Linked DNA regions of Homo sapiens: region 1 is linked to region 2. A link is a loop called in an ENCODE intact Hi-C map of the cell type or tissue named here. Cell type or tissue: PC-9. All regions are shown on one strand. Region 1 overlaps USP48 (ubiquitin specific peptidase 48). Region 2 has its middle 20 kb from the start of CELA3B.

What was found. Peaks named below come from ENCODE experiments on the same cell type or tissue, not always from the same donor. Only the 100,000 strongest peaks of a DNase experiment are listed, where the experiment ranks them.
Region 1: it touches region 2 in a loop (6-fold over the local background); 3 of 110 quality-filtered maps call a loop at or near these places.

Annotation. Positions count from the first base shown.
Region 1 is chr1:21,762,667-21,766,666 of GRCh38, forward strand. All of the region lies in intron 1 of USP48 (ubiquitin specific peptidase 48), which reads right to left. Among named protein-coding and RNA genes, the nearest start is that of USP48, 18 kb to the right of the region's middle. In PC-9, no CTCF peak of the experiment used is centred here; a DNase peak (open chromatin) is centred at 2,295; H3K27ac peaks cover 1,770 bases.
Region 2 is chr1:21,955,215-21,959,214 of GRCh38, forward strand. No RefSeq gene overlaps it. Among named protein-coding and RNA genes, the nearest start is that of CELA3B, 20 kb to the right of the region's middle. In PC-9, no CTCF peak of the experiment used is centred here; DNase peaks (open chromatin) are centred at 1,807 and 3,577; H3K27ac peaks cover 618 bases.

The sequences.
Region 1 (4,000 bases), 190 kb before region 2:
ACCAGCCTGACCAACATGGTGAAACCCCATCTCTACTAAAAATACAAAAATTAGCTGGACGTGGTGGCAGGCGCCTGTAATCCTGGCTACTCAGGAGGCTGAGGCAGGAGAATTGCTTGAACCTGGGAGGCGGAGGTTGCAGTGAGCCGAGATCACGCCACTGCACTCCAGCCTGGGCGACAGAGCGAGACTTCATCTCAAAAAAAAAAAAAAAAAAAAAAATTCACACGACCTGGCTGGGGAAACAGATACTCCCATGTGTCAAACACAGACATCATTCTCAGAAAATAGTTCCACTGGATCTGTTTAGATTTTAGTCTCCAGTTCCTGATAGCAAAATAATTCAGACAATGAAGAAAAGGTAGGCTCTCCCTGTCCCCACCCAAAAATCATGCATACTCAACTGGTTCTAAAGCTGGCATCAAAAGGCAAACACAACCTATGGCCTAAATATTACCACAATAAGACTTTCAAAAGCTACTATGAGAAGCTGGGAGCAATCTGTATTATTAGGCCCCACAACACTGGCATTGTTCTTTTTAAATTTTCTTAAATTAATTGCTTGCTAGGTATCACTGAATACGTCTTCAGTCGGCTAGAACACCACCACAGCAGAATGCCAAGTGCAGGTGACCTGTGATAGACTACCACCCCAGGCCAAACCTATGGCTCCCGAGCCTCTATGGCCACACTTCAGGTGGGAACCAAAAAGCCAATGGCGGTGCTTTGCATTAAAAGGGCTTGGGCTTTCTAAACTTCTAAATTGTTGCTAAGCCTTTCATACATAGCCCAATATGGGGGGGCGGGGTTGTGTTTGTTCTCTTACTTGGAGAGGTAAAGAATCTACTTAACAAACACAAATAACAGCTGGGCGCAGTGGCTCACGCCTATAATCCCAACACTTTGAGAGGCCAAGGCGGGCAGATCACCTGAGGTCGGGAGTTCGAGACCAGCCTGGCTGACATAGAGAAACCTCGTCTCTACTAAAAATACAAAAAATTAGCCAGGCGTGGTGGCACATGCCTGTAATTCCAGCTACTCAGGAGGCTGAGGCAGGAGAATCACTTGAACCCAGGAGGCAGAGGGTGCGGTGAGCCGAGATCATGCCATTGCACTCCAACCCTGGTAACTAGAGAGAAACTCTGTTTCAAGAAAAGGAAGGGAGGAAGGAAGGGAGGGAGGGAGGGAGGACGGATGGACAGGCAGACACAAATCACAGTTCTAATTATAAGCTGTTACTTCTAAAGCCAGCCTTAGCAGCACAGCAGAATGCCAACCACAGAGGGCTGTAGCCTCTCCCATTCGTCATTCTCCAATGCCCCTAACTCCATTTTATCCCTCCTTAGGAGTAGGCCCCAGGTATCAAGGATCATTTATCATCATGTGTGTGCCAATTTCCTTACAGTAGAAAAACAGTTATGTGTACCTGTGTCTATCAACTATCAAAACAGATCAAGGAGGTTGAGTGTTTCACAAAATATGAGACAGTGTCTGGGAGCAGTGGTTCACACCTGTAGTCCCAGCAATTTGCAAGGCTGAGGCAGGCAGATCACTTGAGGCCAGGAATTTGACACCAGCCAGGCCAATATGGCGAAAACCCATCTTTACTAAAAATACAAAAAATTAGCCAGGTGTGGTGGCATATGCCTATAGTCCCAGCTGCTCAGGAAGCTGAGACAAGAGAATTGCTTGAACCCGGGAGGCAGAGGCTGCAGTGAGCTGAGATCACGCCACTGCACTCCAGCCTGGGCATCAGAGAGAGACCCTGTCTCCAAAAAAAAAAAAAAGCCTGGGCGCAGTGGGAGGCCGAGGCTGGTGGATTATGAGGTCAGGAGTTCAAGACCAACCTGGCCAAGATGGTGAAACCCTGACTCTACTAAAAATACAAAACTTAGCCAGGTATGGTGGCAGGTGCTTGTAATCCCAGCTACTCTGGAGGCTGAGGCAGAGAACTGCTTGAACCCGGGAGGCGGAGGTTGCAGTGAGCCGAGATCGTGATTGTGCCACCCCACACCAGCCTGGGTGACAGAGTGGCACTCCGTCTCAAAAAAAAAAAAAAAAAAAGACTTGATTACATAGGCATGACTGATTGAATCACTGGCCACTGGAGATTAGCAACCTTTAGTCCTCTCCCCTCCCAGAGGTCAGACTAAAAAGTTCTAAACCTCTCATCGTGGTTGGTTCTCCTGGCAACCAGCCCATGTGGAGGCTACCAAGAGCTCCCAGCCATCAGTCATTTCATTAGCATACAAAAAGACACTTAGTCACTTCAGAGATCCCAAAGGTTTTAGGAGCTGTGCCAGAAGTAGTACAAAGACTAAGCATATATTTCTTATAAATCAAAATATCATATAACCCTGCAGGAAAAATAACTAAAGAAAACATCTCAAAAATGTTAAATGACAACAATGTTTTTGTTTCAATAATTCTACTTCTGGGCACAGGTCCACCAAACTTGAGTAATAACAGCACAATGGCAATGCCATAGTACGATAAGGAATTCAGATAATTTAATGGGTACTTTGTTCCAAGACTGCACTGTATGAGAACACCAACGTGTTAGGCAGAGGATAGGTTCCAAAAGGTTTGGTTATGACGTACTAAGCAGACATCTGCTGTGATTTTAGGCCAGGGACACACTTTGGCAGCAGTAAACAGGACAGACCGGGCGGGGTGTGGTAGCTCATGCCTGTAATCCCAGCATTTTGGGAGGTCGAGGCAGGCGGATCACTTGAGGTCAGGAGTTTGAGACCAGCCTGGCTAATATGGTGAAACCCCGTTCTCTACTAAAAATTCAAAAATGTGCCAGGCATGGTGGCACGCGCCTGTAGTCCCACCTACTCCAGAGACTGAGGCAGAAGGCTCGCTTGAACCCGGGAGGCGGAGGTTGCAGTGAGCCGAGATCACGCCACTGCACTCAAGTCTGGGTGACAGAGCGAGACTCTGTCAAAAAAAAAAAGGGGGGGACAGCCCGAAGCTGAACAAGGCATGAGACGTTCCGAAGCTAAACAAGGTGTGAGACATAACTAACAATTTTTCTAGTGGAAGATGAGGTCTTAAAAAGCCAATTTAGGCCGGGTGTGGTGGCTCACACCCGTAATCCTAGCCCTTTGGAAGGCTGAGGTGAGTGGATCACCTGAGACAGGAGAATAGTTTGAAACTACGAAGCCGAGGTTGCAGTTAGCCGAGATCCCATGGTGCTCCGGCCTGGGCAACAAAGTGAGACTCCATCTCCAAAAAAAAAAAAAAAAAAAAAAAAAAAAAAAAAAAAGGCAATTCAGTGGGAATAGGAATGGAGGAAGTTCAAGCATATTGATGGGAAGAAATCAATAGAACTGGGGACTAATAAGATGCAACAGGCAAGAAAGGAAAGGAGAAATCTGGAATGATGCCCAAAATTGTAACAAAAAGATTTTCCAGGCTGGATGTGGTGGCTCACACCCGTAGTCCCAGCACTCTGAAAGGCCGAGGCGGGAGGATCACTTGAGGCTAGGAGTTCAAGACCAGCCTGGCCAACGTGGCAAAACCCTACTAAACTTCTACTAAGAATATAAAAATTAGCTGGGTTTGGTGGCGAATGCTTGTAATCCCAGCTACTCCAGAGGCTGTCATGAGAATCACTTGAACCCGGGAGGCGGAGGTTGCAGTGAGCTGAGATCATGGCACTGCACCCTAGCCTAGGTGACACAGCACAAAAAAAAACAATGTTCCACAAGTCAAAAATTGTGTTCAGGGAGTAGAAAAGTAGTAGGCTAGGTATCAAAGGGTATGAATGACTAAGTTCCTTCTATAATATATTGACTATAGGTAGGAGATACACTTTCAGTTCTGTTTTGGTAGATCTCCAATGATCTGTCATTTAAGAGTACACACGATGAGTGGAAAATTTATAATCAAAGATTTCACAGTTGCTATGCAGTTCAAAGATTCATCCTTTGAATGGGAAAGGGGGTAGGGATTTCACTCCAAATGGTCATTTACAGAGGTTCTGCTTCTTCCT
Region 2 (4,000 bases):
TTGGGTAGTTTCAGCTGCTGAAACAGGGAGCCAGGAGGAGGGATCAGAAGGGCGGCCCGCAGCCAGCGGAAGAGGAGTGCGAGGGAGCTCGGTGGACCAGGGAAGCGGTGTCCACAGTTCCCTTGTGGGGCCTGAGCCAGGGCTTGGTTCAGCTCTGGGTGGGGGGGCCGGGTGGGCAGGCACCCAGCAAGAGGGCTGGGCCTCTCTAGGATGCTTGTCCCGAAGGTCCCAGGCATCGAGATCACTACCCATTTCTGGCCTAAGAGGCACTGGAAATAGCTCTAGGACAATTATTTCAGGAAGAATGTGCTATTCCTCCATCTTCCCAGAAAGCCAGGCTGTGTCCTAGATCAGGACAGTCCCTCTGCAGCCTCCCACCTCAGGGGAACCTCCAGCCCCACTGAAGGCCCCAGAGGCCTTCAGAGCCAGAAGGGGCTGGGAGTCAAGAGTGGGAAGTGAGAGGCCCCTTTCCTGGTGGGGGAGGGGAAGTTCTGGCCTTCGATCCTGGGCTCTTAGGGCCCAGGCTGGAGTTAGGCTGGGCCGGCTGGAGTCCAGCTGACTCCAAGCCCGGGGCGCATGATGGGAAGGATATGGGGAAGAGGTCTGCCCCACCTCTTTCCTAGGCTCAACCCTGGGAAGCTGATATTTGTGAGGCATATATCATGTGCCATAGAACATGATATTGTGGGTCCCAGGCCCTTCTCAGCCTCCTTCCCTCCCATTTAATCCTCACAGCACCCCTAAGAGGTATTTTGTTTTCCAGATGAGGTAATCGAGGCTCAGAGAAGGCTAGAGACTTGCCCAAGCTTGCCCAGGAGGCTTGAGTGAGAACCTGGCCTTCTTAAGTGCAAAAGAGGGTAGGCTGTCCCTCCCACTCGGTGAGGACTCAGGAAGTGGCCCTGTGAACTGAGTAGCACTGGGAGGGGTCTAGTCTGGAGACCCAGGATGTTGGACAGCAACAGTCCCATCCCCCACTCGCCCCATTCTCCACTCCCCAGCCAAGCCCAGCTGCCCCCGCTTCCAGCGCTGCAGAGAAGATGCAGAGTCTCAGAAGGTCCTGGGTGGTGGGGTGCCCTGTCCTGCCATCTCCAGCCACAGTGGTACCCGCTGCCCCACCTGGCCCCTCTCCACCACCTCCAGCATTGGATCCTTGGCTTCATTGCCAAGGATAAACTGGCTGAAAAGTAGCTCTGCATCATCCGTTGCCCTCCCCCTGCACCCACCCCCAACCGGCTCTCCTCATTCTCACCTATCCCCCCTCCCACCCACCAAGGGCCACAGTCCCACCAACATCCTCTGCCCATCCTGTGCTCACCAAGAACACTAGGGGCCCTTCCCCAACCCCAAGCACAGAAGTTCCAAGGCATCTCATTCTCTGTGCTCCCCTGGGTAGGGGGAGCAGCTCCCTTCTCCAGAGACCTGAGGACCCTGACCCATTAGCACAGGTGCTGCCCATTAAGCCTTCACCTGCCGCTCAGCAGTTTCTCTCCTTCCCTGGGGCCTGAGAGAGTGGGAAGTGCCCCCTTATCCCTTCAGCCACATGGCTCTTATAAGCCCAGCTCAGCAGCCACATGTTTGTGACACCCAGGTCAGTTCAGGGGACAGCTAGAGCCAAGAGCCCTCCACCCTGCCCGAAGGGCATCTGTGTCCAGCCTCAGGCAACTGTTGGCACTGTGTCCTGAGCCTATACCTGGCCTTGAGCCAACTTGCCTGCCAGACTGGAAAATCTCTCCTGGGCCTGGACCTGGCCCTCCCCCGGCTGCAGCCTTATACCCACCAGAGCACAATGAGTCACGCGTCCTCCTCACCTAACACCCTCAAGGATATGGGGCCCCTGCTCACCCACTGCCAAAAACAGCACTTCCCCAAGTCCACATGTGGCAGGCACAAGCCAGGGCAGATCTGAGCTCAGGAGCACTGGGCAGGAGTGTCTTGGCAGGAGTCCCTGCCAGGGAGAGCTTCCCGCCCGCCAAGCTACCTGAGGGCTTTGCAGGTAGAGCAGCCAATCTGGGAGGCAGCAGGGCTCCCATCTTGATGGGGCCCGGGAAAGTCCCTGTAAGGAGGGTGCAGGAGGACGGTCACAGGCAGGCTTATGTACAACCTTGCTGAGAGAACAGCGCCCACGGAAGGTAGGACGGCAAGTAAGAGGCTTGTGCTGTGACCTGGGGCAAACAGGTGAACTTCTCCAAACCTCAATCTCCTGTTCTGTGAAGTGGAGGTGGGGAGGGGACTTCCGGAACACTGTTGACTTGACTGGCTCGCAATCACAGCGAGTGTTCACAACGTGCTCCCCGTGTCCCAGGCACACTTCCGAGTGCTTGATTACCTTACGAGTGGCTGCAGCCGTGTGCTGGCCCACAAGAGCCAACTGTTAAATGTTCTGAAATGTGGTGAATGGTTGTTAAAACACAGGTAGCTTGAAATCAGCCATAAGGAAAATATTTGGACGACAGGAATTGGCAGATATGACACATTAGGACTTGTTGCTGTTGTTGTTGTTGTTTTGAGACCGAGTCTCCCAGGCTGGAGTGCAGTGGTGCAATCTCGGCTCACTTCAGCCTTTCAACCTTCCTTCCCAGGTTCAAGTGATTCTCCTCCCTCAGCCTCCCGAGTAGCTGGGATTACAGGCACGTGCCACCACACCCAGCTAACTTTTGTATTTTTGGTAGAGATGGGGTTTCACCATGTTGACCAGGCTGGTCTTGAACTCGTGACCTCAAATGATCCGCCCGCCTCGGCCTCCCAAAGTGCTGGGTTTACAGGCATGAGCCACCGCGCCCAGCCCCTTTCCTTTAATCGTCAGATATAATGGCTCAAGTCTCCATCCCGCGGGCTGTGGGAAGTCCAGAGCCTTCCCTGCTATTTTTCAAGGAGCCCAGAAGGCTGTTATGGCCTTTTGTCACCCCTCACTCGGAATCTCTGCTTCTGGGTCAGTGTTCAGCCCCTCTTGCTGCCCCACCTTCTGTGACTGTCATGTTCTGTCAGCAAAGTCGCAGCCCCTGCCACACTGCTCTGTGACTGCTACTCCACAGGAGACCTTTCTCCAGCTTCTCTCTTCCGCCTGCCCCTGTTGCGTGGCTCCCACTGCCCCCGTAGTCCTCCCACCCTCTGGCTGCTGAGCCTGAAAAATGGATGGCTTTCAGCTGTTGACTAGAAAAGCCAATATTCCCTGTTCTTTCTTGTACCCAGCAGAGTGGCTCCTGGCAATCTTGATTCTCAGCTGGGGTGGGGGGTGGGGGGTTTCCTTGACAAATGAGCAGACTTCCTTCTGCCAACCCCACTAAGATGTGGGAGCAACAGATGACAACTTCTTCCTTCCTGCAAATATGCTTTAGATGACAACATCCTTTCAATAACATTGTGAGGTAAAAGCCATTTCTCCCAGGAGGCTGAGGTGGGAGGATCGCTTGAGCCCAGGAGGTGGAGGCTACGGTGAGCTGGGATCACGTCAGCTGGGTGACAGAGCACGACTCTGTCTCTAGCCTGGGTGACAGAGCAAGACTCTGTCTCAAAAACAAACAAACAAAAAAGAGTCATTTTCCCAAGAGAGGAATTTGGCAGTGAGGTTCTTCTTTGTACCAGTTGTACCAGCTGGGTTACCTTGGGTAAGTTATTTCTCTTTTCTGAGACTCAAATTCCTCACCTGAGATAATATCTGCTCCACCAGGTTTATCCCTAATGTAGTAGGCTCTCAATCAATACTAGCTGTTGCCACCATTATTTGACAGTTGAGAAAATTGGGTTCTAGACCCGGCTCTGTTATTAATTTGCTGAATGAGCTGGGCCTCAGTTTGCCCAACTGGAAAAGGAGGAGTTTGGGGGACCAAATAGGGGACCAAATGGTCTCTAAAGCCTGTTCCAGTCCTATTGGTCTCAGTAATGGCATCCTCCAGTCTCGGGACCCTTCCTGACCTCTTCAGCTGGCTGTTCATTGTACCCTTTTTGTTTCTTTGTTTGCTTGTTTGTTTTGAGACAAGGTCTTGCTCTGTTGCCCAGGTTG